Regions from separate parts of the Homo sapiens genome. Here region 1 is linked to region 2. Evidence: chromatin loops called from intact Hi-C (ENCODE). Cell type or tissue: Caco-2. All regions are shown on one strand. Each heading gives the region's core, and the rest is flanking DNA. Links, peaks and the distances in the headings are about the cores only. Region 1 has its middle 56 kb from the start of LINC03141. Region 2 holds the start of LINC03141 (long intergenic non-protein coding RNA 3141).

Region 1 (15,114 bases), core at 2,406-10,405, 53 kb before region 2:
ACAAGATTATTCTAAAATGTATATGAAAGGCAAAGGAACTAGAATAGCTAAAACAATTTTGAAAAAGAAGAATGAAGTGGAAGGAATCAGTTTATCCAATTTCAAGACTTATATAGCTAAGGTAATTAAGACTGTATGTTATTGGCAAAAAGAGAGACATAGAGATCAATAAAGCAGAATGAAGAACCAAGAAATAAAAGATTTTCCAACTGCTTTTTGACAAAGGTGCAAAAGCAATGCAATGGAGGAAAGACAGCATTTTCAAAGGCGCTGGAGTAAGTGGGTATTTATAGACAGAAAAATGAACCTTGACTTATGTCTTATACCTTATACAAAATTAACTCAAAATCAATCACAAACTTTTATATAAATGCCTCAGAGGAAATCTTCATAATCTAGGGGGCTAGGAAAAATATTCTTTGACTTGACACCAAAAGTGTGATCCACAAAAGGAAAAATTGATAAATTAGATTTCATAAAAATTACAAATTTTTGATCCATGAAATACCCTATTAACACGATGAAAAGACAAGTTACAGACTGGGAGGAAATATTTGCATATGATGGATCTGAAAATCATCTAATATCTGGAATACATGTAAAAACTCTTTAAACTCAATAGTAAAAACAAATAATCCAAGCAGAAAATGCACAAAAAATATGAAGAGATATTTCATTGAAGCATAGGTACAGATGGCAAATAAGCACATGAATAGATGTTCAACATCATTAGCCATTAGGGAAATACAAATTGAGACCACGATGAAATATCATTATATACCTATCAGAGTGGCTAAAGTAAACAATAGTACAGAAGAGTTCCAAATAATTTATATAGCTACTTGCCTCTCAATGAGATGGAGCTTAACACCGGTGAGTTTGGGCTGTGCTAGGGACTTGCTTCCAAAGAGTAGAGTCTGAAAGAGAGGGCAAGCAAAAGGTAACTGGGTACTGGAGAGACCTGGCAAACATCCTTACCCAGGTGATCAGGTCAACACCATCAGTCATATCAACTGCATGTATGTATCTTTAATACAATGTGGTGGGCATGGCACTTCCTCTTTGTAGTAATCCTTCCAAAATTCATTACCTGACTCTAGTCATGAGAAAAACACCAAACAAACCCAACTGAGGGACATTCTATAAACTATCTGGCCAACGCTCCTCAAAAACGGTCGAGGTCATCAAAAATAAGGAAAGTATGACAAACAGTCACTCACAGACCAGAAAAGGCTAAGAAAACATGACAAGTAAAAGTAACGTGGTATCCTGGATGGGATCCTCAAACAGAAAAAGGACATTGGAGCAAAATAGTGAAATATGAATAAACTGTGAAGTTTAGTTAGTAATAATGTGCCAGTGCTGGTCCCATCATTGTGACGAAAGAACCATACAAATCTAAGATGTCAACAATAGGGGGAACTGGGTGAAGGCATCTTAGTTTGGACTGTTATAACAAAATATCATGGACTGGGTGGCCTAAACAACAGATATTTATTTCTCAAGGCTGGGAAGTCTGAGATCAGGGTGCCAGCATGGTTGTGTTCCTGGTGAGGGCTCTCTTCCCACCTTGCAGACAGCTGTCTCCTTGTTAAGTGCTCACACGGTGGAGAGGAAAACGGAGAGAAAGAGAGAGAGAGAGAGAGAGAGAGAGAGAGAGAGAGCAGCTGTCTCCTTGCTAAGTGCTCACACGGTGGAGAGGAAAACGGAGAGAAAGAGAGAGAGAGAGAGAGAGAGAGAGATCATTCTTCTGGTCTTATCTGAGGACTAATCCCGTCAAGAGGACCCCACCTTCATGATCTCATCTAAACCTAATTATCACCCAAAGACCCCATCACTAAATACCATCACACTGAGGGCTAGAGCTTCAACATATGAATTTGTAGAGGGGGACGTAATTCAATCTATAGCAAAAGGTATATGGAGCTCTCAGTATTATCTTTGCAACTTTTCTGTATATCTAAAACCATTTTAAATTTAAAGTCTGATTAAAAATAATTTATAAATAAAACAGGCCAGGCACAGTGGCTCATGCCTGTAATCCCAGTGCTCTGGGAGGCTGAGGCAGGTGGATCAGGAGGTCAGGAGATCGAGACCATCCTGGCTAACATAGTGAAATGCTGTCTCTACTAAAAATAAAAAATAAAAAAACTAGCAGGGCATGGTGGCGGGCACCTATAGTCCCAGCTACTCGGGAGGCTGAGGCAGGAGAATGGTGTGAACCCGGGAGCTTGCAGTGAGCCAAGATTGCGCCACTGCACTCCAGCCTGGATGACAAAGTGAGACTCCATCTCAAAATGATAATAATAATAAAATAAAAATTAAAAAATAAAAAATTTATAAACAAAACAATAACATCAAATGCTGGTGGTGAATATGCAGGGAAATTGGATCACTCATACATTTTTGGTGGAAATGTAAAATGGTACAACCACTCTAGAAAACAGTTTGGCAGTTAAAACAAAACAAAACAAGCAACTATTATATGACCCAGCAATTGAACTCCTGGATATTTATCTCAGAGAATTGAAAACTTATGTTCATGTGAAAATCTGTAGACTAATGTTTATAGCAGTTTTATTTATATCAGTCCAAAGCTAGAAATAACTAGTTTTTGTTTGGTTTGGTAGGTACTGTCTTGGTCTGGTTTTGCTCTCAGAGTAAGACTGATGTCCTTTAACAAGTGAATGGTTAAACAGACTGTGGTAATTTCCATACCATGGAATCCTATTCAGTGGCAATAAAAAGAAATCAACTATTGTCTCTAAAATGACCTAGATCAACTTCCAGAGAATTATGTTGAGTGAAAAAAGCCAATCCCAAAGTGTTACATATTGTATAATTCCATGTACTAACATTTTGAAGTGACAAAATTATAGAAGCAGAGAAGAGATCAGTGGTTGCCAGGGGTTAAAGATGGAGAGTTGAAGAAGGGAAGTGGATGTGGCTATAAAAAGACGACACTGTTGGGCATGGTGGCTCATGCCTATAATCCCAGCAATTTGGGATGCCAAGGTGGGAGGGTCGCTTGAGCCCAGGACTTCAAGACCAGCCTGGGCAACATAGCGAGACCCCATTTCTACAAGAAATTAAAAATTAGAGTCGGGTGCAGTGTCTCATGCCCATAATCCCAGCACTTTGGGAGGCTGAGGCAGGCGGATCACCTCAGCTCGGGAGGTCAAGACCAGCCCAGGCAACATGGCGAAACCCTATCTCTACTAAACATACAAAAAATTACTGGGCGTGGTGGTGTGCTCCTGTAATCCCAGCTACTCAGGAGGCTGAAGCAGGAGAATCACTTGAACCTGAGAGGCGGAGTTTGCATGAGCTGAGATCGCACCACTGCACTCCATCCTGGGCAACAAAGCGAGACTCTTTTAAAAAAAAAAAAATTAGCTGGGCATGGTGGCACGCACTTACAGACCCAGCTACTTGGGAAGCTGAGGTGGAGGATCACTTGAGCCTAGGAGGTGAAGGCTGCAGTGAGCTATGACTGCGCTACTGTACTTCAGCCCGGGCAACAGAGTGAGACGCTGTCTCAGAAAAATAAAATAAAAGGGCAACACAAAGGATCCTTATGGTCACAGAAATGTTCTGTTTGTTTTTAAAAATTGTTTATTTGTATTTGTATAAATTTATGGGGTACAAGTGTTATTTTGTTTCATTGACAGACTGCAAAGTGGTGATGTTTTGCATCTTTACTGTATCAATGTCAATATCCTGGTTGTAATATTCTACCGTAGTACTATTGTATTATAACGTTGAAAGATGTCACCACTCGGGGATACTAGGTAAGGGGTACTTAGGATTTCTCTGTATTATTTTTTACCATGGTACGTGAATCTACAATATTCTCAAAATAAAAAGTTTAACTTCAAAAAAAGTCAAAAGTCCCAAACTGAGACACTTTCAAAATTAGGCCACAGACTACATGGAAGGTCTCTTAGCAGTCAAAAGAAATCACTGAGATCTGAATACCTGCAGTGGCTCAAACCCTCTCAACTCCCGCTCCCCTCGCTCCACCAAATGCAAACAAAAACATTACATTAGGAACATTAGAAACCAGGAAATATTCACAGGAGTAAAAATGGACAGGCAACAAAAAAGAACGAAAGAGGCAGAAAGGGTGTGAAAAAAACAATAAGGTATTTGCCCTGAGAAACACTAAGTCTTCTCTGAAGCAATCACTCTGGGAGAATGGTCACTTATTCTGGGAGCTGCCATTGTTAAGAACAGTTTTGAAAGCTCTTCCAAATGAACCTTGGAGTCCACAGTGTATAAAAAGCTTGCAAACCTTCTGCCATCAGAAGTGAATTTCATTTTTCTGAAACCACTAAAAACGATGGGAGGCATTATGGTATACTGTGATGAGCGCAGCCTTTGGGGTCTGTGAGAACCAGGCTTAAGTGCAGTCTCGCTACTTAGTGACTGCATGACCCCAGGCATGTAACTTAATCTTTATCACTGTCGGTGCCACGATCTGTAGAGTAGAGCTAATTATGCCAATCTCTTAGGATTTGTGTAAGATTAAGTGTGATAATGGATATGAAGGCATCTAGTTTGGTGCCTGGCCCAGAGTCAAGTTTTACTAAACGCTTGCTTTTAAATATGGTTGAAGGACACAAGTTGATTTTCTTGTAAGACGCCTCAATGAAATCTGAAGGCCACCCAAAGAAGAGTTCAAAAATGTGCTGAGTTGCATCAATTAACTACTTTGGAATACACGGATAGTCTCCTAAGCTGTGTGAAGAACAAGTCACATTTTGTTTAAGAAGTTCTACTTCTGGGCCGGGTGTGGAGGCTCACGCCTGTAATCCCAGCACTTTGGGAGATAGAGGCAGGCGGAGCACAAGGTCAGGAGATCCAGACCATACTGGCTAACACGGTGAAACCCCGTCTCTACTAAAAGCACAAAAACAAAACTAGCTGGACATGGTGGCGGGCGCCTGTAGTCCCAGCTACTTGGGAGGCTGAGGCGAGAGAATGACGTGAACCCGGGAGGCGGAGCTTGCAGTGAGCTGAGATCTCACCACTGCACTCCAGCCTGGGCGACTGGGCGAGACTCACTCTCAAAAAAAAAAAAAAAAAAAAAAATGTTCTGGCATGTTTGTTATAAAACCGATTTTATTTCCTTAGCATCATATGTGATGGAGGGAATCATTTATTAAACAGGTGGTCAGCATCTTCTCTCTCCTCAGGCCCAAAAGGAATTGTATTTATGATGACACTCATGATTTACTTAAGGTAATCTAAATTGTGGGTCCCATAGATTTTGCTTTTGACAGATACATTTCTGACATTTTTCATACAAAACAGCTGAAATATGTGCTTTAAAAAACTTTGCCTTAAAAAATAGAACAATTAGAGCATTAAAAAGAATAATAACTGCAATTGGCTGACACCCATTCAATATATAAAAACTCATGAGTTGAGAGAACACATTTGCAATCCACATATCTGAAAAAGGACTTATATTTAGAATATACAACTCAACGCTAAGAACACAAACAGCCCAATAAAAGATGAACGAAAGACTTATGACTTCCAATCCAGCAGGTAAGAAGCCCAGAAGTCACCACTTCATCCTAACAAGTAAAAAGCCAAACAAAATGAAAAGTCAGCAACTCTTCTTAGGTCAGTAAGAGAAGTAAGGCCACAGGGCAAACTGTTGCGAACCAAAATAGAGAAAACAGACAGGTGACTTCACAGAATAGAAACCCACAAACAAAAACCTCTGCAGAAACCAGTGCTGGGGCAGGAAAACCTGAAATGGAATTGACCAATTGCTGGAGGCCCTATGTGGACAACTCTGAGAGCTGAAAACTCCAGGGGGACTCAGTTATAGGAGGAGCCCCCTACTTTCCCAAATTTTATCTCCAGGAGCTGGACTTGGTTCTCACAATGAATAGTGGAGAGAAATACCCTCCTGCTTTTGGCAGGGGGAGGGAGGAGGAACCATTCTGAAATACACCAGAGCACCTTAGTCTTCTTCACAAGGCCTGCCCTCAGGAGAAGCTGTTTAACCTGAGCCAAACACACTGGGGTTTTATCAGAGTCTAACTGACTTGGGGGAAAGGAAACACCCAACTTCAGCTCACTGTAGCCATCATGTCCCACCTAGGAGGAGAAAAGAACTAAGAAGCACTTGTGAAGAAGTTCACAGCCCAGAGGCACAGGCTCACTAAAAGACTGAGACCTAATCATGTGACTACAGAATGCTTCCCCTCCCTCCACATCTCACCATCACATACCAACGGCCTACTTACAGCAGTTCCTTTTGCCTGACACATCATGTCTGGCTATCAAGAAAAATTACAAAACATACTAAAAGGCAAATAACACCGTTTGAAGAGGAAGAGCAAGCATCACAACTAGATTTAGATATGGCAGGGATATTGGACTTATCAGACCAGGAATTTAAAGCAGCTGTGATTAATATGCTAAGGCCTCTCATGGGTAAAGTAGACAGCCTGCAAGAACAGATGGGCAATAGAAACAGAGATATGGAAATTCTAAGAAAGAACTAAAAAGAAATGCTAGAGATCAAAAACATCAGAACAGAAATGAAGAATGCCTTTGATAGGCTTACTGGAGACTGGACATAGCTGAGGAAAGAATCTCTGAGCTTGAGAATGTCTCAATAGAAACCTATAAAACTGAAAAGCAAACAGAAAAAAAGACTGGGAAGAAAAAAACAGAACAGAATATATAAGAACTGCAAGACAGCTATAAAAGGTATAACATACATGTAATGAGATTCTAGAAGAAAGAATATTTGAAACAATAATGACTAATAAATTTCTCAAATTAATATCAGATACCAAAATACGCCTCCAGGAAGCTCAGAAAACACCAACCAAGGTAAATGCCAAAAATAAACAAGCAAACAAAAAACAATCACACCTAAGTGTGTCATATTCAAACTTAAGATAATCAAAGGTAAAGAAAAAATCTTGAAAGAAAAGAGGGAAAAATGACTTATCTATAGAAGAGCAAAGATAAAAATTGCATCTGACTTCTCAGAAACCATGCAAGAAAGAAGAGAGTAGAGTAAAATATTTAAAGTGCCAAGAGAAAGAAACCCACCAATCTTAAATTCTGTACCCTGTGAAATTATCCTTCAAAAGTGAAGGAGAAATGAAGACTCTCAAACAAAAATTGAGATAACATGTTGCCAGTAGACCTGCCTTGCAAGAAATGCTAAAAGCAAAGGAAAATGATATAGGTCAGAAACTTGGATCTACATGAAGAAAGGAAGCACTCTTAAAAAGGATTAAGTAAAGGTAGAATAAAAACTTTTATTTATCTTATTCTTAATTGATCTAACAAATAACTTCATCATGATAACAGCCACAATAGCATTCGATTATATAAAATATATGTATATATACTATGTATAAAAGAAATGAACAACAGCAATAATACAAGAGGAGAGGGAGGAATTGGGAAAGTTTTCTTATTATAAGGTACTCACATACCTATGGAGCAGTATAGTGTTATTTCAAAGTGGACTTGGATTACTTATAAATGCATATTGCAAACTCTAGGGAAACCACTAAAAACAAAAGGAAAAAAGAAGTATGACTGATACATTAAGAAAGAAGAGAGAAGGAAATCATACAAAATGCTCTATTAAAACCACAAAAGGCAGAAAACAAGTGGGAGACAAAAATAAGAACAAAGAACAGGAAAACAAATAGAAAATAGTGATAAATATGGTAGATTTTAATCCAACTAGATCAATAATCACTTTGAACATCAGTGGTCTAAATGTACCATGTAAAAGACAGAACTTTAAATACAGATACACATATAGATTAGAAGCAAATGGATGGAAAAAGATATATCATGTTAACAGTAATCAAAGGAAAGCAGAGGTAGCTATATTTCAGACATAGCAGACATCAGGGCAAGAAAAGTTAACAGGGTTAAAGAGGGGCATTACATAGTGATAAAGGGATCAGTTCAAGAAATCATAACAATTCTTAAGATGTATGTGCCTAATAACAGAATATCAAAATGTGTGAGGTTTCTGTAGGCTATAGACTATTTCATTCAACAGTAGCAGAATGCACATTCTTCTCAAGCTCATATGGTATATTCATCAGAATAGATCACATTCTGAGCCATAAAACACCTTGACACATTTATAAGATAACAATCACACAATGTCTTGTTTCAGACTGTAATAAACTAGAAATCAATGACAGAAAGATAAATGAAAATTCCCAAATACTTGGAGATTAAAGAACACATATCCAAATAGCACGAGTTAAAGAGAAAATATCAAAAGAAATTTAACAATATTTTCAACTGAATTAAAATGAAAACACAACTTATGAAAAACTGTAGAATGTAGCAAAAGCAATGCTTAAAGGGAAATTTATAGCAGTGAATGCATATTTTAAAAAGAAAAACTAAACATAATCAAAGTTTTCAATGCAGTAAAGTAGAAAAAGAAATGCAAATTAAATCTGTAGTAAACAGAAAAAAGAAATAAAAAATTAGAGCAGAAATCGATAAAATATAAAAATGGAAATCAATCAAGATCAATGGAGCTAAAAACTGGTCCTTTGAAAAGATCAATAAAATGAATAAGCCTCCAGTCAGGCTAATTAAGAAAAAATAAAAGGGAAGACACAAATTACCAACATCAGAAATGAAAGAGGGGGCATCACTAAAGACTCCATGGAAATTAACAAGATAATGCAGGAAGATTATGAACAAATTTGATAGCCTAGATGAATGGATCATATCCTTGAAAGAAACAATCTGCCAAAACTCACCCAAGAAGAAATAGACCATTGAAATAGACCTGTATCTATTAAAGAAATGGAATCAATGAGTAACCTTCCAAAACAGAAAGTATGAGGCCAGCCCAGATGGTTTCATTGGTGAATTATAGCAAACATTTAGGGAAGAAATTATACAAATTCTCTACAATCTCTTTCAGAGGACAGGAGAAGAGGAAATACTTTGTATTCTTTGAGACCAGCACTACTCTGATACCCAAACCAGACAAAGACATTACAAGAGAAAACTACAGATCATGATCTCTTGTGAACATAGATGCAAAGACCCTCAACAAAATATTATTAAAGGGACAGGTGCAGTGGCTCACACCTGTCACGTCAGCACTTTGGGAAGCCGAGGCAGGTGGATTGCTCAAGCTCAGGAGTTCAAGACTAGCCCAGGCAACATGGTGAAAACCCCTCTCTACAAAAAAATACAAAAATTAGCAAAGCGTAGTGGTGCATGCCTGTAGTCCCAGCTACTTGGGAGGCTAAAGAGGGAGGATCGCTTGAGTCCAGAAGGTTGAGGCTGCAGTGAGCTAAGACTGTACCACGGCACTCCAGCCTGAGCGACAGAGTGAGACCCTGTCTCAAACACACACAGACATACACATACACGCACATACACAACCAAAATATTAGTAAATTGAATCCGACAATGTATAAAAAGAATTCTGTATCACGGCCAAGTAAGATTTATTCCAGGTATGCCAGGCTGGCTCAACATTTGAATATCAATTTATATAATCCATAATATCACCAGGCTAAATAAGAAAAATTACATGATCTTATCAATAGACATAGAAAGAGCATTTGACAAAATCCAACACTCGTTCATGATTAAAAAGAATAAAACTCTTGGCAAACAAGGCATAGAAGGGAATGTGCCCAACTTGATAAAGAATGTCTATCAAACCCCTACAACAAACATTATACTTAATGGTGAGAAACTAGAAGCATTCCTACTCAGATCAAAAAGAAGGCAAGGATGTCCCCTCTCATCGTCTTTTTCAACATTATACCAAAAGTCCTAGTTAATGCAATAAGAGAAGGAAAGGAAATAAAAGATTTACTGATTGTGAAGGAAGAAATAAAAATGTCTTTGTTTGCATCTGACATAATTGTCTATGTAGAAATCTAAAATAATTGACGAAAACTCCTGGGACTAATAAGTATTATAGCAAGGTTGTAGAACACAAGGGTAATATAAAAAAGTCAGCCACTTTCCTATATATTAGTAATGAACAAGTGGAATTTAAAATTAGAAACAATACCATTTACATTAGCATCTAAAAATTAAGTAGGTAGAAATCTAATAATATGTATACAAGATCTATATGAAGACAACTGGAAAACTCTAATGAAACAAATCAAAGAATTAAATAAATGGAAAATAGAAAGATATTCCATGTTTGTGGATAGGAGGATTCAATACTGTCAAGTTCTTCCCAATTTGATCTATTGATTTGATGCATCCCAGTCAAAATCTGAGCAAGCTATTTTGTGGATGGCAGAAAACTGATTCTAAAATTTATATGGTGAGGCAAAAGATACAAAATAGTTAACAATGTTAAAGGGGAAGAAGAGAGTCAGAGGATTGACACTAAGCCAACTTCAAGACTTCCTTCATATAAAGCTACAGTAATCAACACAGTGTAATATTGTCAAAGGAATAGACAAGTAGATCCATGGAACAGAATAGAGTCCCAAAATAGGCACATCAATAGAGTCAACTGATCTTTGACAAAGGGAAAAAGGCAATACAGTAAAGAAATGAGTCTTTTCAACAAATGATGTGGAATCACTACATTGAACATTTAAAAATATGAATCTGGACACAGAACTTACACTCTTCACAAAAATTAACTCAAAATGTATCACAGACTTAAATGCACAAGGCAGAACTATAAAACTTATGGAAGACAACATAGGAGAAAACTTAGATGACCAGCTCGGCAATGACTGTTTAGATAGGACGTTGACGGCATGAGCCTTGAAAGAAAGAACTCATAAGCTGGACCTCATTAAAATTAAAAATTTCTGCTCTGCAAAAGACACTGTCAAGAGAATGAAAAGGCAAGCCACAGACTGGGAGAAAATATTTGCAAAAGACATATCTGATAAAAGATTGTTATCCAAAACATACAAAGACTCATAACACCACGCTGTATACTTCAAATAAACACAATAAAATTGTTTTTTTAAATACAAAAGTTTTAAAACTAAACAATAAGAAGAGAAAAATATGATTAAAGTATTAAGGGGAAAAGACCTTAACAGACATCTGTGAAAAAAATACATACAGATGGCAAATAAGCATATGAAAAGATGTCCAGTATCATATATCGTCAGGGAAATGCAATTAAAACAAAAAATGAGATACCATTACACACATATTAGAATGACCAAAATCCAGAACACTGAAAAAAACAAATTCTGGTTATGATGTAGAGCAATGGAAATTCTCATTCACCGCTGGTGGGAATGCAAAATGATACAGTCACTTTGTAAGATAGTTTGGCAGTTTATTGTAAAACGAAACATACTCTTGCAGTATGATTGGCAACTGATTAGCAACGTCAAAACTCTTCAGTATTTACCCAAAGAAACTGAAAATTTGCGTCCACACAAAAACCTGCATACAGATGTTTATAGCAGCTTTATTCAAAACTGCCAAGACTTGGAAGCAACCAAGATGTCTTTCTGTCAGTGAATGGATAAATAAACCGTAGTACATCCAGACAATGAAATGTTATTCAGTGCTAAAAAGAAATGAACTGTCAAACTGTGAGAAGACATGGAGGAGCCTTAAGTGCATATTACTAAACGAAAGAAGCTAATCTGAAAAGGCTACATACTGTACAATTAATTCCAACTATATGATATTCTGGAAAAGGCAGAACTATGGAGGTAGCAAAAGACCAGTGGTCGCCAGGGGTAGTAGAGGAGAAAAGAATGAAAAGGCAGGCCACAGAGAATTTTTAGAAGATCTTAGGAAACTACTCTGTATAAAACTATATGGTAGATATAAGTCACATATTTGTCCAAACCCATAAAATGTACACCACCAAGATTGAACCCTACTATAAACTATGGTCTTTGGGGGATAATGATGTGCCAATGTAGGTTTATCAGTTGTAAGAAATTTATCACTTTGGTGGAGAATATTGATAATGGAAGAGGCTATGTGTGTGTGTGGGCAATGGGTTTATGGGATATCTCTGTTTCTTCCTCTCAATTTTGCCATGAACCTAAAATTCCTCCAGAAAATAAAGTGTATTAAAAATGAGCAAAAGATTTGAACAGGCACTTACAAAAGAAGATGTATGAACGGCCTATAAGTCCATGAAAGGATGCTGAAAGGTTTATTAATTATCAGGAAGAACAAACTAAAATCACAATGAGATACCATTTCACACCCTCTAGAGCAACTGATTAATAAACTTTAAAAGACCAACAAGACCAAGTGTTGCAAAGGTATAGAACAAGTGGAACTCTCATATATTGCTGGTAGGAAGACAAGGGTGCAACCACTTTGAAAAAGTTTAGTGATTACTCACAAATATCCATCTACCACACAATTCAAAATTCTATTCCTAAGTATTTACCCAAGAGAAATGAAAGCATTTGTTCCCATAAAGGCTAGTATACAAATGCTCATAGCAGTTTTATTTTTAATAGCCAAAAACTAACACCACCCTAAATATCTATTAACAGATGAACATATAAACAAGTTGGTGTATATTCATAAAATGGAATACTACTCAGTAATAAAAACTATTAATACAAGTAACATGAAGGAATCTCAAAAACATTATGCCATGTGAAAGAAGTCAGAAACAAAGAGTATTTACCGTGTAAGTCTACTTATAAGAAAGTCTAGAACAAGCAAACTAATCAATAGTGAAAGAAAGCAGACGTGTGATTGCCTGGGGATGAAAATGGAGGGAATGACTGTCTGCAAAGGGGTAAAAGAAAATCTTTGGGGTCATGGAAATGTTCTGTCTTGATTGTGGCAGTAGTTATATGGTAGGTTATACATTTGTCAAAATGTGTGCATTGTACTTTATGTAAATTATGCCCCAATAAGTTTGATTTAAAAATCCTGAATCCTTAATGATTCCTCAAAACAGAGCAACAAACAATGCTCATTGGACACCTTTGAAAATTGCTAGGGCATCAATGCATTATTCCAAAAATGAATAAAGAAACACTATTAAGCAATTATCCTACTTTTCCCAGGATATCCAATACAGTTATGCACCACATAACAATATGATGGTAGTCCCATAAGGTTATAGATTATGCTCTTTTGTTTTTGTTTTTGTTTCAGACAGAGCCTCTCTCTGTCACCCAGGCTGGAGTGCAGTGTTACGATCTCAGCTCACTGCAACCTCTGCCTCCTAGCAATCCTTCTGCCTCAGCCTCCCGAGTTGCTGGGACTACAGGTGTGCAACACCACCATGTTGGCCAGGCTGTTCCCGAGCTCCTGACCTCAAGTGATCCACCCACCTCAAAATTATGCCATATTTTTTACTATATCATTTCTATGCTTAGCTATGTTTACATATACAAATACTTACCATTGTTTTGTAACTGCCTACAGTATTCAGTATAGTAACATGCTATAAGTTTTGTAGCCTAAAAGGCTGGCCCATATGCCTAGGCATGTAGTATTTGCGCACTCTGTGATGTTCACACGATGAAATCACTTAACGACAACATTTTTCAGAACATATCTCTGTCATTAAGTGACACACGGCTGTAGTTCAAAGTTCTATTTTATAGAACGCTAATTAATATATGCAAAAGGAATGGCATTTTGCAATGTCTAATGAACTCGTGATGTCAATGGATGGTAAGACCACGAATTGAAAGGCTGATGGAAACATAGTAATGGATGAGTCCCTTAACTCACTGAATAAACTTCATATCACAAAGAATGGGACAACCAGGTATTATATGTCCCCTGATATGATGCACTATAGACTTGAAACTAATTTGGATCTTAGCTCTACAAATTTACAGTAAATAAAAGGAAAAAGACTTTAAGTGCACAAGAAAATAAATAATCTGACAAATACAAAGTTAGAGAAATCTTATAAGACAAGTGATCTAATTTTTTTTATTTGCCAAGATACATACAGAAGTATTTGGTGGAAAAATTGTGTGATGTCTGAAATTTGTTTTAAAAATCTCTAGTAAAATACATAAATAGGTAGACAAATAGATGAAACTATTTTAAAAATAACTGTTGAAACTAGGTGATGAGTATACTGTTCTCTTTCCTTTTATGTCCATTTACATGTTTCCATAATAAAATAAATTTAATAAAATATATTTAAGTACATTTAAAATTTAATATTTCTATTAACAAAAGTATGGTTTTCGGAGAAAACCTTCAATTTTCTGGGAAATCAACTTACTCCTTTGATGGTGCCAAACAAAATAGGTGTCCCTAGGTTGTTTCTTTTTCTAGTCTAATTTTATTTTATTCAGGTTAGTATGTGTGCATGACAGTCAAACAGTATTGCAAAGCTTATAATAAAATATCCTGCTATTTCCTGATTTTTCACTTTTAGACATTGCTTATTGATCCCTAATGCCACTGCCTATGAGTCTTTATCTTGAGCCAGGCAATTTCCTAAAAGAGGAATCTTTCTCTCTGGTTTAACCTCTTTGATCCTCTGCTAGAGTAAGGAAAAAAGCTGTGTCCTGGTCGCCTGGGTGGGGAGAAAGGGTTCTCCCATAATCTGTTAACAATCCCAGGTTTATAGTGCCACCTTTCAAGGCACTCGGTGCCTCCTACTCCTGGGCCTTAGGGGACTGGTTTCACATTAGTCCCTCTACCTTAAGTATCTATGAATTTCTCTGCTCTGCCAAGTCCGTTCCCATTCATTTATCAACTTTCCATTGACCACAATAATAATTTGTTCTTAACTTATTAAGTGCCTACAATGTGAAGAATATTATTCTAGGGGGCTGGGATGTATCAGTGAACAAAACAGGCAGTAAGCATAATACATAAGTACATAATGTGTGGTATTAGAGCAGGATAAGGTAATCGGAAGTGTGGGAGGGGTGTGTTGGGTTGTAATTTTAATGGGGTGGATGAGGTAGGTTCATTAAAAAGGACATTTGAGCAAAGGCCTGAGAGAAGTCAGGCAGTTAGCCATGCGGATATATGTAGGGATAGCCTCATCTAGCTGAAGTGTTTTGTCTGTATGGGCTCCTCTTTTTGTCCTCGTAGGATATATTTTTATTCTGTCCTATCTTGCTACTGGGGTTGAAGGCATGGATATCAATGTGTGCACTCAATTCA
Region 2 (15,114 bases), core at 4,793-12,792:
AGGTCTCCAGGGGTTTCAGGGCCACTTTGACAGAGGTTTAGGGTATTGCGATTTGCATGGCAGGATTTCGTAGTGTTTCATCCCAACTTCAGAGTGATTTACAATGCCTATTCCATTGAGAAGCTCTCAGCATTCATTTGCACCTACAACTGAATTCTTCTCCTTTTTTTTTTTCCGATGGAGTTTGGCTCTTGTCGCCCAGGCTGGAGTGCAATGGCGTGATCTCAGCTCACCGCAACCTCCGCCTCCCAGGTTCAAGCGATTCTCCTGCCTCAGCCTCCTGAATAGCTGGGATTACAGGCACGCGCCACCACACCGGGCTAATTTTATATTTTTAGTAGAAATGGGGTTTCTCCATGTTGGTCAGGCTGGTCTCAAACTCCCCACCTCAGGTGATCCTCCCTCCGTGTCCTCCCAAAGTGCTGGGATTACAGGCGTGAGCCACCACGCCTGACCCGACTGAGTTCTTTCAGGCAAGTCCCTAAATAACATCTTATACATATGGCATGCCCATAGATACTGCAGCACTGTGGTGTGCAGAATCAGAGGCAGGCAGTTGCAAAGGGCCAGGATAGAGACTGTGGAGGCTCTGACCGCAGGGAGGCAGTGGGTCAGACTGACAAAACAAGTGGCGAAGGAGACACAAGAAAATCGCAATTCCTCCTTCTCAGTCAGCATTTAACTAACACTGCTTGAAAGAGTTCTGTATTCCTGGTGCTGTGCTAATGACTGGGATGGATGCAAAAATTAATAAAAGCTGGTCAGCCCAAATCTCAAGGAATTTATGTTCTAGTGAGGAATAAATAATTGCATGAGTTTTTTTGCTTTTTTTGTTTGTTTGTTTGTTTGTTTTGAGATGGAGTTTCGCCCTTATTGCCCAGACTGGAGTGCAATGGCACAATCTCGGCTCACCGCAACCTCCGCCTCCCAGGTTCAAGTGATTCTCCTGCCTCAGCCTCCCTAGTAGCTGGGATTACAGGCATGTACCACCCTGCCTGGCTAATTTTATATTTTTAGTAGAGATGGGGTTTCTCTATGTCTGTCAAACTGGTCTTGAAGTCCCGACCTCAGGTGATCCGCCTGCCTCGGCCTCCCAAAGTGCTGGGATTACAGGCATGAGCCGCCGTGCCCGGCCGCATCATAGTATTTATAATTACTGCCTACTATCACTTGCTCGTTTTCATGTGCGTCCGTGTGAAGAGACCACCAAACAGGCTTTGTGTGAGCAACATGGCTGTGTATTTCACCTGGGTGCAGGCGGGCTGAGTCCGAAAAGAGAGTCCGCGAAGGGAGATAAGGGTGGGGCCGTTTTATAGGATTCGGGTAGGTAAAGGAAAATTACAGTCAAAGGGGGTTTGTTCTCTGGCGGGCAGGAGTGGGGGGTCGCAAGGTGCTCAGTGGGGGTGCTTTTTGAGCCAGGATGAGCCGGGAAAAGGACTTTCACAAGGTAATGTCATCAGTTAAGGCAAGGACCGGCCATTTACACTTCTTTTGTGGTGGAATGTCATCAGTTAAGGTGGGGCAGGGCATATTCACTTTTGTGATTCTTCAGTTACTTCAGGCCATCTGGGCGTGTACGTGCAAGTCACAGGGGATGCGATGGCTTGGCTTGGGCTCAGAGGCCTGACATTCCTGCCTTCTTATATTAATAAGAAAAATAAAACAAAATAGTGTTGAAGTGTTGGGGCAGCGAACATTTTTGGGGGGTGGTATGGAGAGAGAATGGGCGATGTTTCTCAGGGCTGCTTCAAGCGGGATTAGGGGCGGCGTGGGAACCTAGAGTGGGAGAGATTAAGCTGAAGGGAGGTCTTGTGGTAAGGGGTGAGATTGTGGGGATGTTAGAAGAAACATTTGTCATATAGAATGATTGGTGATGGCCTGGATACGGTTTTGTATGAATTGAAAAACTAAATGGAATAACAGAAGGAGAAAAACAGGTATAAAAGGTCTAAGAATTGGGACGACTCAGGATGTCTGATTAGAGAGTGCCTAAGGAGATTCAGCATAGTCCTGCCAGCAAAGATGATTTATTTACTTCAAGAGTTAAGAGTGGCAGTTTGGGGATAGCACCAGGAGATATCAGCTGTGATGGCTTGGAAAAACAGTGTAAACTGGCAGTGTAAACAAGAGCAGGGCATGTATGAGTAGTTGAGAACGGTGAATAGGAGTATGACCAGACAGAAAATAGTAGGGATGACAATTTTTTTTTTTCTTTGAGGCACAGTCTAAGTTGGTCTGGTGTCTGGAATGAGACTGGGGCCTAATAAAAAGGAGCGTCTATACAGGAGCTTAAATGGGCTGTACCCTGTAGCATTCTGAGGATAGGCCTGAATTCTGAGAAGGGAAAGTGGTAAAAGTATTGTCCAGTCCTTTTTAAGTTGGTGGCTGAGCTTGGTGAGGTGTGTTTTTAAAAGACCTTTAGTCCATTCTACTTTTCTTGAAGACGGAGGACCGTAAGGGATATAAAGCTTTCACTGAATACTAAGAGCCTGAAAAACTGCTTGGCTGATTTGACTAATAAAGGCTCGTCTGTTATCAGACTGTATTGAGGTGGGAAGGCTAAACTGAGGAATTATGTCTGACAGAATGGAAGAAATGACTGCGGTGGCCTTCTCAGACCCTGCAGGAAAGGCCTCTACCTATTTTGAGGGCCTCTAAAAGTATTAAAGCAGCGGCAGCCACTGCACGCAGACATGAGGGCTAGGCTAAAACAGTAAGGTCAAGTTGTTTGGACAGAAAGGCTACAGGGTGTGGTCCTGGCTCTTGTGTGAGAATTCTGACTGAGCTAACCATGCCTAGGAAGGAAAGGAGTTGTTTTGTAGAAGGTGCTTGGGTTTGAGAGATCAGTCGGACACGATTGGCAGGGAGAGCACGTGTGCTTTTATGAGAATTATGCCGAGATAGGTAACAGATGAAAAAGAAATTTGGGCTTGATTCAAGTAATGGGGGCTGTCTGTGAAGCTTTGCGGCTGTACAGCCTAGGTAATTTGCTGAGCTTGATGGGTGTCAGGGTCAGTCCAAGTGAAAGCGAAGAGAGGCTGGGATGACGGGTGCAAAGGAATAGTAAAGAAAGCATGTTTGAGATCCAGAACAGAATAATGGGTTGTAGAGGCAGGTATTGAGGATAGGAGAGTATATGGGTTTGGCACCATGGGGTGGATAGGCAACAAAACAATGTGGTTGATAAGGCGCAGATCCTGAACTAACTTGTAAGGCTTGTCTGGTTTTAGGACAGGTAAAATGGGGGAATTGTAAGGAGAGTTTGTAGGCTTTAAAACGCCATGCTGTAGCACGCGAGTGATAACAGGCTTTAATCTTTTTAAAGCATGCTGCGGGATGGGATATTGGCACTTTAAGTTGAGTGGGGTAAGAGTGATTAGGTTTTAATGAGATGGTAAGGGGTGCATGATCGGTCGCCAAGGAGGGAGTAGAGGTATCTTATACTTGTGGGTTAAGGTGGGGGGATACAAGAGGAGGACGCAAAGGAGGCTTTGGATTGGGAGGAAGGGCGGCAATGAGATACAGCTGTAGTCCAGGAATAGTCAGGGAAGCAGATAATTTAGTTAAAGTGTCTCAGCCTAATAAGGGAACTGGGCAGGTGGGGATAACTAAAAAGGAGTGCTTAAAAGAGTATTGTCTAAGTTGGCACCAGAGTTGGGGAGTTTTAAGAGGTTTAGAAGCCTGGCCGTCAATACCCACAACAGTTATGGAGGCAAGGGAAACAGGCCCTTGAAAAGAGGGTAATGTGGAGGCTACTCAGCCTCCGTATTGATTAAGAAGGGGACGGGCTTACCTTCCACTGTGAGAGTTACCCGAAGCTCAGCGTCGGTGATGGTCTAGGGGGCTTCTGAGGCGATCGGGCAGCGTCAGTCTTCAGCCGCTAAGCCGAGAAGATCTGGGAAGGAGTCAGTCAGAGAGCCTTGGGCCAGAGTTCCAGGGGCTCTGGGAGTGGCTGCCAGGTGAGTCGAACAGTCCGATTTCCAGTGGGGTCCCGCACAGATGGGACGCGGCTTAGGAGGAATCCCGGGCTGCGGGCATTCCTTGGCCCAGTGGCCAGATTTCCGGCACGTGTAGCAAGCTCCTGGGGGAGGAGGTTCTGGGGGAACACCTGGCCGCTGCGGTTCAGGCGTTTGGAAGTTCTTGTGTGCTGGAGATGTGGCTGGGGTTTGTCTCACAGTGGAGGCAAGGAATTGCAACTTTTTTCTATTATGGTACACCTTGAAGGCGAGGTTAATTAAATCCTGTTGTGGGGTTTGAGGGCCGGAATTTAATTTTTGGAGTTTTATTTAATGTTGGGAGCAGATTGGGTAATAAAATGTATTTTGAGAATAAGACGGCCTTTTGACCTTTTAGGGTCTAGGGCTGTAAAGTGTCTCAGGGTTGCTGCCGAACGAGCCATGAACTGGGCTGGATTTTTATATTTGATGAAAAAGAGCCTAAACGCTTCTGATTTGGGATAAAGAGAAAGGAGCATTAACCTTGACTATGCCTTTAGCTCCAGCCACCTTTTTAAGAGTAAATTGCTGGGCAGGTGGGGGAGGGCTAGTCACGGAACGAAACTGTAAGCCGGACCAGGTGTGAGGAGGGGAGGTGATAAAAGGATTATAGGGTGGAGGAGCAGAGGCTGAGGAAGAATTGGGACCTAGCTCGGCCTGGCGAGGAGCAGCCTGGGAGGAAGGGAGAGGTCAGGTGGGTCTGTAGAAAAGGAAGATTAGAAAGATTCAGCGACGCTTGGGGTTGGTACTGAGGGGACAGGCGGGAGGGAAAGAAGGAAGATTTGGGACGAGTTGCACTGGGCACAGAGACTAGGACGGGACTGATGTGTAAAAGAATGCCTGGACGTCAGGCACCTCAGATCGTTTGCCTATTTTATGACAAGAATTATTTAGATTTTGCAGGATGGAAAAATTCAAAGTGCCATTTTCTGGCTATTTGGAACTACTGTCGAGTTTGTATTGGGGTCAAGCGGCATTGCAGAAGAAAATAAGGCATTTAGGTTTTAGGTCAGGTGTGAGTTGAAGAGGTTTTAAGTTTTTGAGAACACAGGCTAAGGGAGAAGAAGGAGGAATGGAAGGTGGAAGCTTACCCATAGTGAAGGAGGCAAGCCCAGAGAAGAGTAGAGACACGGAGAAGGGGTGGGGGGTTCTTGCCCTCCAGAAAAGCAGAGAAGGAGTTGGGGCACGGAAATAAGGGATTGGGGCACAGAGATAAGAGGTCAGGGTGCGGAAATAAGGGATTGGGGCACAGAGATAAGAGGTTGGGGTGCGGAAATAAGCTATTGGGGGCTTCTTGCCCCCTAGGAAAGCGGGACTTGCCGCTAAGGGTGAAGGAGAAGGGGTTGAGGGGTACTTGCCCCTCTCCCAGAAAAGCAGAGAAGGGGTAGAGACAAGGAGAGAAGGGGTTGAGCTACTTGCCCCTACCCCAGAAAAGCGGGACTTGCCGCTGAGGTTGAAGGACCAAGGCAGGCGTCCCTGCGTGGTCTGACACCCTTGAAACGTGGGTGTATAATCAGAGAGGCGTCCCTGCACTGATTAAACACCAAGGGAAGGCTGCCTTCCCAGTCCGTGACTGGCGCCGGAGTTTTGGGTCCACGGATAAAACGTGTCTCCTTTGTCTCTACCAGAAAATGAAAGGAATTGAAATTAAGAGAAGGGAGAGATTGAAGAGTGGAAAGGAGAAAGTGGTTGAGGGACAGTGAGAGAGGTTGGAGAAGAGAGTAAGAAGAGGCCGCTTACCTGATTTAAAATTGGTGAGATGTTCCTTGGGCTGGTCGGTCTGAGGACCTGAGATCATAGGTGGATCTTTCTCACGGAGCAAAGAACAGGAGTACAGGGGATTGATCTCCCAAGGGAGGTCCCCCAATCCGAGTCACAGCACCAAATTTCATGCGCGTCTGTGTGAAGAGACCAACAAACAGGCTTCGTGTGAGCAACATGGCTGTGTATTTCACCTGGGTGCAGGCGGGCTGAGTCCGAAAAGAGAGTCAGCGAAGGGAGATAAGGGTGGGGCCGTTTTATAGGATTCGGGTAGGTAAAGGAAAATTACAGTCAAAGGGGGTTTGTTCTCTGGCGGGCAGGAGTGGGGGTCGCAAGGTGCTCGGTGGGGGTGCTTTTTGAGCCAGGATGAGCCGGGAAAAGGACTTTCACAAGGTAATGTCATCAGTTAAGGCAAGGACCGACCATTTATACTTCTTTTGTGGTGGAATGTCATCAGTTAAGGTGGGGCAGGGCATATTCACTTCTTTTGTGATTCTTCAGTTACTTCAGGCCATCTGGGCGTATACGTGCAAGTCACAGGGGATGCGATGGCTTGGCTTGGGCTCAGAGGCCTGTCACTCGTGTAGGGTGCTTTTACATGTATTACTTCAAACTTTCCCAGCAAGCTTATATCCTTTTGCCCGTTTTACAGATGGTAGAAAAAGGCTCACATTAAAGAGCCTGTGGTCACACTGTTAGAAAGTTGCTGAGCCAGAATTCAAACCCATTCCAACTTCACTACTTAAGCTCCTGACCTGGCACCACACTGCAAGGTGAGACCAAACTCTAATACCCAAGGACATGAAACAACAAAGTGCTATGGCAGTTCAGGTAGGAAGAGCCCACATCTGGCCATGGGAATCAAGACTGGATCCATAAAAGACACCTGTTTTAACAGTATCCTGAAGGGGCAGGGGCAGAAGTCTGAAGAGGGCATGGGGCACAAAAGCACTGACATGCACTGGGGAAATAGTGAGTGGCCCTGGGGTATAGGGTCTGAGAAGAGGAGAGGACAGGTTGGCACCAGAATGTAGAGAGCTGTGCCTGTATCTAGGCACAACTCTATAGGCATTAGGGGACCACTGAAGATATTTTGAGTATGGTCGTCCTGTAAGAAAAGAGATATTTAGGAAGAGAAATCAAGATGACACATGTAAGGTAACCTGGAATAGGAAGAAACTAAAATGACAGAGGAGATTCAAGCCATTAAAATGGTCCACACGGCTGGGCTGGGCACGTTGGGACCAACCCCACAACCAGGCTGTTCTCTTGACCCTGGGTCTTTGTCCGCAAAGCACTTTGGGAGGCCAAGGCAGGCAGATCATTTGAGGTCAGGAGTTCAAGACCAGCCTGGCCAACGTGCTGAAACCCCGTCTCTACTAAAAATACAAAAAATTAGCCAGGTGTGATGGCGCATGCCTGTAGTCCCAGCTACTCAGGAGGCTGAGGCAGGAGAATTGCTGAAACTCGGGCAGTAGAGGTTGCAGTGAGCTGAGGTCGCGCCACTGCACTCCAGCCTGGGCGACAGAGCAAGACTCTGTATCAAAAAATAAAAAAATAAAATAAAATGGTTCAAGCAAGGGGCAAAGAGATACTGAACAAAGTAGCCTGAGAATGGCAAGGTGGTTTTAGGTATCTGAAGTTACTGGAGATGGAAATGGGGATCTGGAGCATGGAGTGAGGTGGGAGCTGCAGATACAGGCTTGGAAATTGCAAGTAAAAAGATGATGAAGAAAGCCCTAGGAATGGATTCAATGGGTAGCAGAAGAAAAGAGAGGTGGGGATCCAATCTAGACTCAAGGGGAAAAGGGGGAAGGCAAGAAACAAAGCAGGCAGAAAAGACACAACGGGACAGGTAAGGGGAGAAGCAGCTTGGGACACCGAGTGAGAAGAAAAATTCCCAAGTGGCTGACAGTGTTAAATATGTCTTCTCCTGATGGAGTCCTTGCTGGACCAAACTTGAGGCAGGTTCCCGAACGTTCTTCAAGGCCCATCTGTGCACTTCCTTGTAAAATCTAATTTTAGCAAGAGCCTTGCAAAGTCAGTTTAGCAAGAACCTCCCCACCACCCCACCCTTCAATATCTGATTAGGCTCCTCCTCCTCCACCAGGCCCCAGGTGACATCTCATCACCCTGGCCCATCTTCAGTGTGAATCCTGCTAAGTTGTTCAGCTGGAATCCCCTTATGTTTCCTCTTAGTAATTTTCCACCACTGACCCCCACCCTGCTCCTTGGCTATACATTGCTGCATCAGAATTGAGCCCAACCTCTCCCCGCTCCCTGCCCACTGCAAAATTCCATTGCCATGGTCCCTACCCCTGTCTCGATGGTCCTGAATAAAGTTTTCATAAGTGTCATTGAATAATTTTTTAACAAGCCTCCCTACCTGAGTCACACCCACCAGGTTAGGTATGACTCCCAGACTCTCACCTGGCCTTGTACTCTTTGAGTTTCAGTGGCCTGTTTTGTAAAAGGGGGATGATAGTGCCATGCCGCGTCATTGCTGTGTGAAACCGCACATCGTAGGTACTCAATAAATGGTAGCTCCTGATGTTATTGTTTATTTACATTATTCTTCCCCAAGTTTAGGAACTTCTTGAGATCAGGGACCAGGTCTTTGGATCCATTTGACAACTACCACGTTATAGTCATTCTAAATGTGTTCCAAATGCTGAGAAAATGGAATGAATGAAGATTTCCTGTTTCTATCTGGGCTGCTGCCGTGGCTGTTTTGCCATGTTGGTGTTTTATTACTGTTAGGTATTGGTCAAGATAGAGCTCTGGAGGCTCTGAATAGCAGGACTTTCTGGTTCTGTTTCCATTTCTCTCTACAGAATATCAACCTACCACTTTGATTTATGGACAGCGGACAAAGACCCAGGGTCAAGAGAGCTGCCTGGTTGTGGGGTTGGTCCCAGGGCCAGGTTCATGGTAGGGGAGTAGAGACTTGGAGTGGATAACTGGATTTTCTCAGACAAGGTGGAGGGAAGGACTTGCTGCTTTCTAGACTTCAAATCTCAGTCAGAGAGGGCTGAGTGGGAGAGGCTTGGAGAAGCAACAGAAGGCATGCCCATATGGGTACCTACCCACGGCCCTCTAAAGAAGGGGGGAGGTGAGAAGGCAGAGATTGAGCAGGACCGAGGCCTTCGGGTGTCTTGGCCCCACCCTGAATCTGCATCCAAGATGCCTTTTTTCTCAGCCTTGAAGCAAGGATAGAACAGTCCATTCCAGGGGTTTCAGAAGGATTCCTTCCCTCTCATCAGCATATCTTGGCATGTCCTTGCCGAAGCTGGTTCAGGCAATCTTTGCCCTGGAAGCCATCTGTTAAAATCCTGTCTAGTATGATGGGATTTTTTTTTCCTTCTGTTTGTTTGGGTGAGGGGTAAGAGGGGAGGAGGAGTTGTGAAGGGCACAGAAGTGTTTGAAAGCCCAGCCTCCCTCCTCTGTCTGGGCTGCTCCAGGCTTTGATAATTCCAGGGGCTGAGATAGCTACTAGACTATCAGGCCCGCCTGCCCTGAGCTGGCGGCTGGGGCTTTCATCTGTTTATGGCCAAGGACAGCAACATGGAGGCCAGTCCCCAGGCTGGCTAATGAGTAATCAGAAGCCTTGTCTGTACAAGGTCTTGGGACATGCCCTGGGGTGACCTTCAGGTCGCTGGGAGAGGCCTCATTCATCCTGAAGCCTGGGGCCAAGGCCAGGGGGCCGTTTCCTCTTTGTCACCTCTGCTACGGCCACCCACTGGAGTCACATTGTGTCCCCCGACCCCCACCTTCGCCTAAATGGCCTGTTGGCTTATTTAGGAAAGTTATTCCAAAGGCCTTCCTCTTCCATTCTGCCTTGGTTACAAAGAAGCGAGCTGTGGTGCATGCAATCCCTGCTTCCATTTCACCCACCAAGCTGCAGTCTCTCTAGCTGCCCCCTTCCTCTCCCAACCCTGAGAGTTCGTACAATCCCCCTCCAGGGATGATGAAGAAGCCTTTGAAAGGAGCACACCATAGTGAACGGTTACAACATCCTTATCTTCCTGCCTTGGATCAGATAACTTCATTCCTAACTCTGTAAAGGCCTTGAATGGTTGCCCCTGGTCCATAGGCAGGGGTCCGTGCTCTTAGAGAGACGTCCAGCAGATGAGCATAGGTCGTTGATTCCTCCTCTTCTTCCTTCAGCAGAGTTCACGTGCCTGCTTTGTGTGGGAATCTATTAGGGTGTGTCTGCTTCTTGCTTGCAGCTATGGGGCCCTGGTACAGTTACCTAAACTCTCTGAGTCTCCACGTTTTCCCCTCTGTACAAAAAGGCCCATAGCACTACCTCATAGGGCTTGAGAGGAACTCCAACAAGATGCAGATAGCAAGTGCTAGACAATGAAGGGGCATTAATTCTGTGTTTTGGGGCCACCTGTGTGTCCACCTCCCCATCACTAACTCTGCTCTCCCCACCAGAATACACTCAGTAGCATGAAGTATTTGGACAATGTTTTCCAAGTGAATGAATGAATAAATGAATAAATACATTGCTAATGGCAGCAAATATATGTGGACATCTGTTCTCTGAGAATAAATCAATTCAATGATTATGGAATTTCACAGCGTTGTAAGCAGTTGAACGAGGCACATGCAAACCATCCCCTGAAACAAATGGAATTAAACCTAAAAATGTATCAAGACTTTCCCTTTTTGTGTGTTACAGTTTTTAGGGAGATTAATATTTGAGAATAAGCTATGGCCATTGACAAAACTTAACTTTTAATTTTTTTGTAGAGATGGGGTCTTGCCTAGTTTGCCCAGGCTGGACTCAAGCTCCTGGGCTCAAGGGATTCTTCCATCTGGGCCTCTCAAAGTGCTGGGATTATAGGCATGAGCCACCACACCCAGACTTTTATTTTGTCGCATCTATAATAGATGTTCAATAAATTTCTATGGAATGGAGAAATGGATGAATGATTGGGAAAAATTAACTATCAGCAATGGGAATAATGTTTATTAGAACTTCTGGGGGTTCGGATACTTCTTAGGGATGTGGGTAGCAGCTTGCTGTGTGGTCTTTGCTATGCCTCTCACCTTGTCTGCCTCTGCCTCTGCCCCTTACCCCTCCATCTGAGTCATAGGGCAACATAATCCTCTATCTCTGTGTCTTCTTACAGGAGCACAAGAAGGCAAGTACAACTAGAGAAATAGGCCTTCTGGCAATCTCCTAAGACAGTCTCATATAAACATGATCACACATCTTCCCAGGGCCTTTAGAGTCAGCAGAGTAAGGGGGAGAAAGAGAGAGGAGGAGGGAAAAAAATTAACTGGATAAGTCACCCCAGGGCAGTGAGGCCCAAGAAAGCACCTTTATCTCCACTCCTGCTATGCTTCATTGACTTCATTCTTGTCCTGTCTCCAGGACTCCTTTACTGCAGTTAGGCTTTCTCCTAGGGGCTGGGCCTGGCAACACAGAGAAGAAGCAGGTGAAACATTAGTGGATTAACTTGTGAAGCTATCCCCACCCCACCCCCAACTCCCCAACCCTTGCCACTTTAAAGCAAAAACTGCATTCAGGAAAATCTGACAGTTTCGTTGGAATAAGTGGAGGGAGAAAGCGGCTGGCAGGGCCCTGGGCCAGTTCAGCCTACCAGTGTTGTTTCTCTGCTGGGAGTCAGAACTTCGAGATGGATCCTGCAAAGAGTTCCAGGAGTGCTCCGTGGCTGGCTCTGGAGCTTGGAGTAGCTGCATGGAGATGGCAGAAGCTCAAAGCCACTTCCTCCAGGAAGCCTTCTGTGATTCCTCCAGCCAGCTACTCCTCTCCCAAGTCCTATAGAGCTTTCTTGTGCCTCATGGAGCACTGAATACCTTGTCTTTCATATTCCCATGATTGTATAGGTCTTTTCTCTCTTATAGTCTGGGAGCTGCTAAAGGGAACTATCTTGATCTGACTAATCTTGGTCCCTTGAGTGCCCAGCAGTGCCAGTCCTGCAGGAGGCACTTATAAAATAATTGTTGACTCAATGAACTGGACTCTCACCTCTCCAAGTTGCATCCTCCCCTTTGTTTCTTCTTCTTCTTCTTCTGCTTCTTCTTCTTCTGCTTCTTCTTCTGCTTCTTCTGCTTCTTCTTCTTCTTCTTTTTCTGCTGCTGCTGCTTCTTCTTCTTCGACAGGGTCTTTCTTTGTCACCCAGGCTGGAGTGCAGTGGCTCAATCTTGGCTCACCGCAGCCTCAACCTCCCAGGCTCAAGTGATCCTCCCACTTCAGCTACCTGCCAAGTAGCTGGGACTACAGCCATGTGCCACCGCACCCAGCTAATTTCTGTATTTTTTATAGAGATGGGTTTTCACCATGTGCCCAGGCTGGTCTCGAACTCCTGGACTCAAGGGATCTGCCCACCTTGGCCTCCCAAAGTGCTGGGATTACCAGCATGAGCCATTGTGCCTGGCCCTCCTCTTTGTACCTTCTAAGGTTAAGGAGGAAGGATACCAGGAAGATGGAGCTGAGGTTACAGCTCTTCAAATGTGTGTTTTGGTGGAGATGGTACCTGCTAAGCAGGCCGCTTGTGTGTGAAATCTCAGGTTTGGTGAGAGCTCTGTGCCCTTAGGGGAGGGAAGTCCGGGAAGTCAAACAACCAGAGGAGCATTGATCTGAGTGGAATTCAGGTGGGTGGCCATGCTTGGGTCCCAATTTCTGGTTTCTTGGCCTGTGTTCTTTGCAAAGTCATTCTGCCTTGCTTTATGAAATACTAGCTTGAATGAAACTGCTTTTCACAGCTCAATTAGTGACTTCAGAGTGAGGCCCTTATTTAACTTTAAAGAAGCAGTCTAGTAAGGTGGATAGCATCACAGGTTCTAGAACCTGAATTCAGCAAAGTCATCACTAAATAGGCATGGAAATTTAACCAAGTTAGTTAACCTCTCTGTGCTTATACAAAGAAGGATAATAACAGAACCTACCTCACAGAATAGTGAGGATTGAAGGACTTAACACATGTAAGGCCCTTAGAATTGTGCCTGGCATTGCTCACTGTTTGATGAAGAAAGCATCAGAATCCTTCAGTTCAGAACCATAGGCTTTCTATCCAAAGTACTGGGGTATTGGCTCCCCACGACCCATGTTGATATCCTATTAATCAAGTCACTTTTTCTGGCTCTTCATTGAATGCAAATTGCACAAGAAATCTACCTTCTACCACTATTATTAACCTCCAGCCTGTATCTCCTGTGACTCCTGGCCCTGACTGGGTCAAAACAGATAGGCTCAGCTGGGGGAAAAGACTGGCTCTATTCAGTCCAAGCACGCCTTGACCTGGGTCAAGCTAGACAAACACCTGACTTCCGGTGAGGAAAGGTTATAACATTCCTGAGGCTTGAGTGGGCTCCGCTGTGTGTTGGAAACAGTCTGTTCCACTCACTGCCTAAAACCACTCATCAGCTGACCGGAGTCTTCCCAGCAAACTTCCCACGGTACCCACCTCTGTTGGAGGAGCTCTAGGGCTGTGGTGCACAAACTCTCAAGCCTGAAGTTCAGTCACATACCTGGCTGTGTTAAACTTCAGGTCTGGTTATATAATACCTTCCTGCTAGAGAATGGGTGAAGGAAAGGGAGCTCAAAGCTCTCGGGCAGGTTGAGAGAATGGTCGGGGCTGTTTGCAGAACTCTTCTTAAAATGTATGGCCAGGCGCGGTGGCTCACGACTGCAATCCCAGCATTTTGGGAGGCTGAGGCAGGCAGATCACAAGGTCAGGAGATTGAGACCATCCTGGCTAACACAGTGAAACCCTGTCTCTACTAAAAATACAAAAAAATTAGCTGGGCGTGGTGGTGGGTGCCTGTAATCCCAGCTACTTGGGAGGCTGAGGCAGGAGAATCGCTTGAAACTGGAAGCCGGAGGTTGCAGTGAGCCGAGATTGCACCACTGCACTCTAGCCTGGGCAATAAGAGCAAAACTCCGTCTCAAAAAAAAAAAAAAAAAAATTAGCCGGGCTTGGTCGTGGGCACCTTTAGTCCCAGCTACTTGGGAGGCTGAGGCAGGAGAATGGCGTGAATCCGGGAGGCGGAGCTTGCAGTGAGTCAAGATTGCGCCACTGCACTCCAGCCTGGGCGACAGAGTGAGACTCTGTCTAAAAAAAAAAAAAAAAAAAAAAAAAAAGTATATAGTTGGCTGGGCACAGTGGCTCACGCTTGTAATCACAGCACTTTGGGAGGCTGAGGCAGGTGGATCATGAGGTCGGGAGATCAAGACCATCCTGGCTAACACGGTGAAACCCGGTCTCTACTAAAAATACAAAAATTAGCCAGGCGTGGTGGCAGGCGCCTGTAGTTCCAGCTACTCAGGAGGCTGAGGCAGCACAATCGCTTGAACTTGGAAGGTGGAGGTTGCAGTGAGCCGAGATCGTGCCATTGCACTCCAGCCTGCCTGGGTGACAGAGCGAGACTCTGTCTCAAAAAAAAAAAAAAAAAAAAAAAAAAAAGTGTATATAGTTTAGGGGTGGATGCATAGAGCTGTTTCAGAAGGAAATCCAATGGAGCTGTTGATAAAGCTATTGATAAAATTGAATGCCAGATAGCAAGATAGCCAAGTTCTGATAGAAGTTAAGCACTTATTTTATTCAAAGCATGCGTTTGGCATTTGTGCATTACCTTCACCACAATCCTGTGAGGTACAATGAGGAAACTGAGGCTCAGGCAGGTTGATGTGCTTACTACCATCATACAGTTTGTAAGTGGAAGAGTTTTGAACCCGTCTCCCAGCTCCTGTCCAGTGCTTACTCTGCTATTCACATCTCTTTATCCTGTAAGCGACCCTGGAGCTCATTCTTGCCAGCCTCTGGCCAAGTGAGTTTTGTAGAACATTAACCTAATGCGGTACCTCCTAAAAAAGGGTTCTGTGTCGGCCAAGCCCCCACTGGAGATTCAGAATGCACATTAGAGGCTCTGAGATGTCCTGCACCAGCCGCCTTAACCACAGAGTGCTGTTTTCTTACAACAACCATCAACCTCCTTAGCAACCGTCCTTTGGAACATGTCTTGGGAAATATTGATCTAGTCTTATTCACTCAATTATTGATGAGGACATTGAAGCACAAAGTGTTGAAATTACCTGCCTGAAGGCAACCAGTGAGTTAGTGGCAGAGCAGGGATCTGATCTAGGGTTCCCGTCTCTCAGCCAGAGTTTTTTCTGTACAGCTGACAACATTTATTAATATTGTTTGTTGTTGTTGTTTTTGTTGTCGTTTTGAGATTCAGTCTCACTCTGTCGCCCAGGCTGGAGTGCAGTGGCACAATCTCGGCTCACTGCAACCTCTGCCTCCCAGGTTCAGGTGATTCTCCTGCCTCAGCCTCCTGAGTAGCTGGGATTGCAGATACCTGCCACCACGCCTGGCTAATT

What was found. A loop is a pair of places that touch in the nucleus more often than their neighbours do. Peaks named below come from ENCODE experiments on the same cell type or tissue, not always from the same donor. Only the 100,000 strongest peaks of a DNase experiment are listed, where the experiment ranks them.
Region 1: it touches region 2 in a loop (4-fold over the local background); 2 of 110 quality-filtered maps call a loop at or near these places.

What each region holds. Positions count from the first base shown.
Region 1 is chr12:4,060,389-4,075,502 of GRCh38, reverse strand. No RefSeq gene overlaps it. Among named protein-coding and RNA genes, the nearest start is that of LINC03141, 56 kb to the right of the region's middle. In Caco-2, for the core only: no CTCF peak of the experiment used is centred there; a DNase peak (open chromatin) is centred at 6,222.
Region 2 is chr12:4,009,761-4,024,874 of GRCh38, reverse strand. LINC03141 (long intergenic non-protein coding RNA 3141) reads right to left here and starts at 12,966. Exons shown (of 4, transcript XR_007063171.1): 1 at 11,761-12,966; 2 at 11,089-11,183; 3 at 3,794-5,893. RefSeq lists enhancers at 1-10, 609-1,204, 1,205-1,802, 5,385-5,980, 5,981-6,578. In Caco-2, for the core only: no CTCF peak of the experiment used is centred there; DNase peaks (open chromatin) are centred at 9,304, 9,864 and 11,154.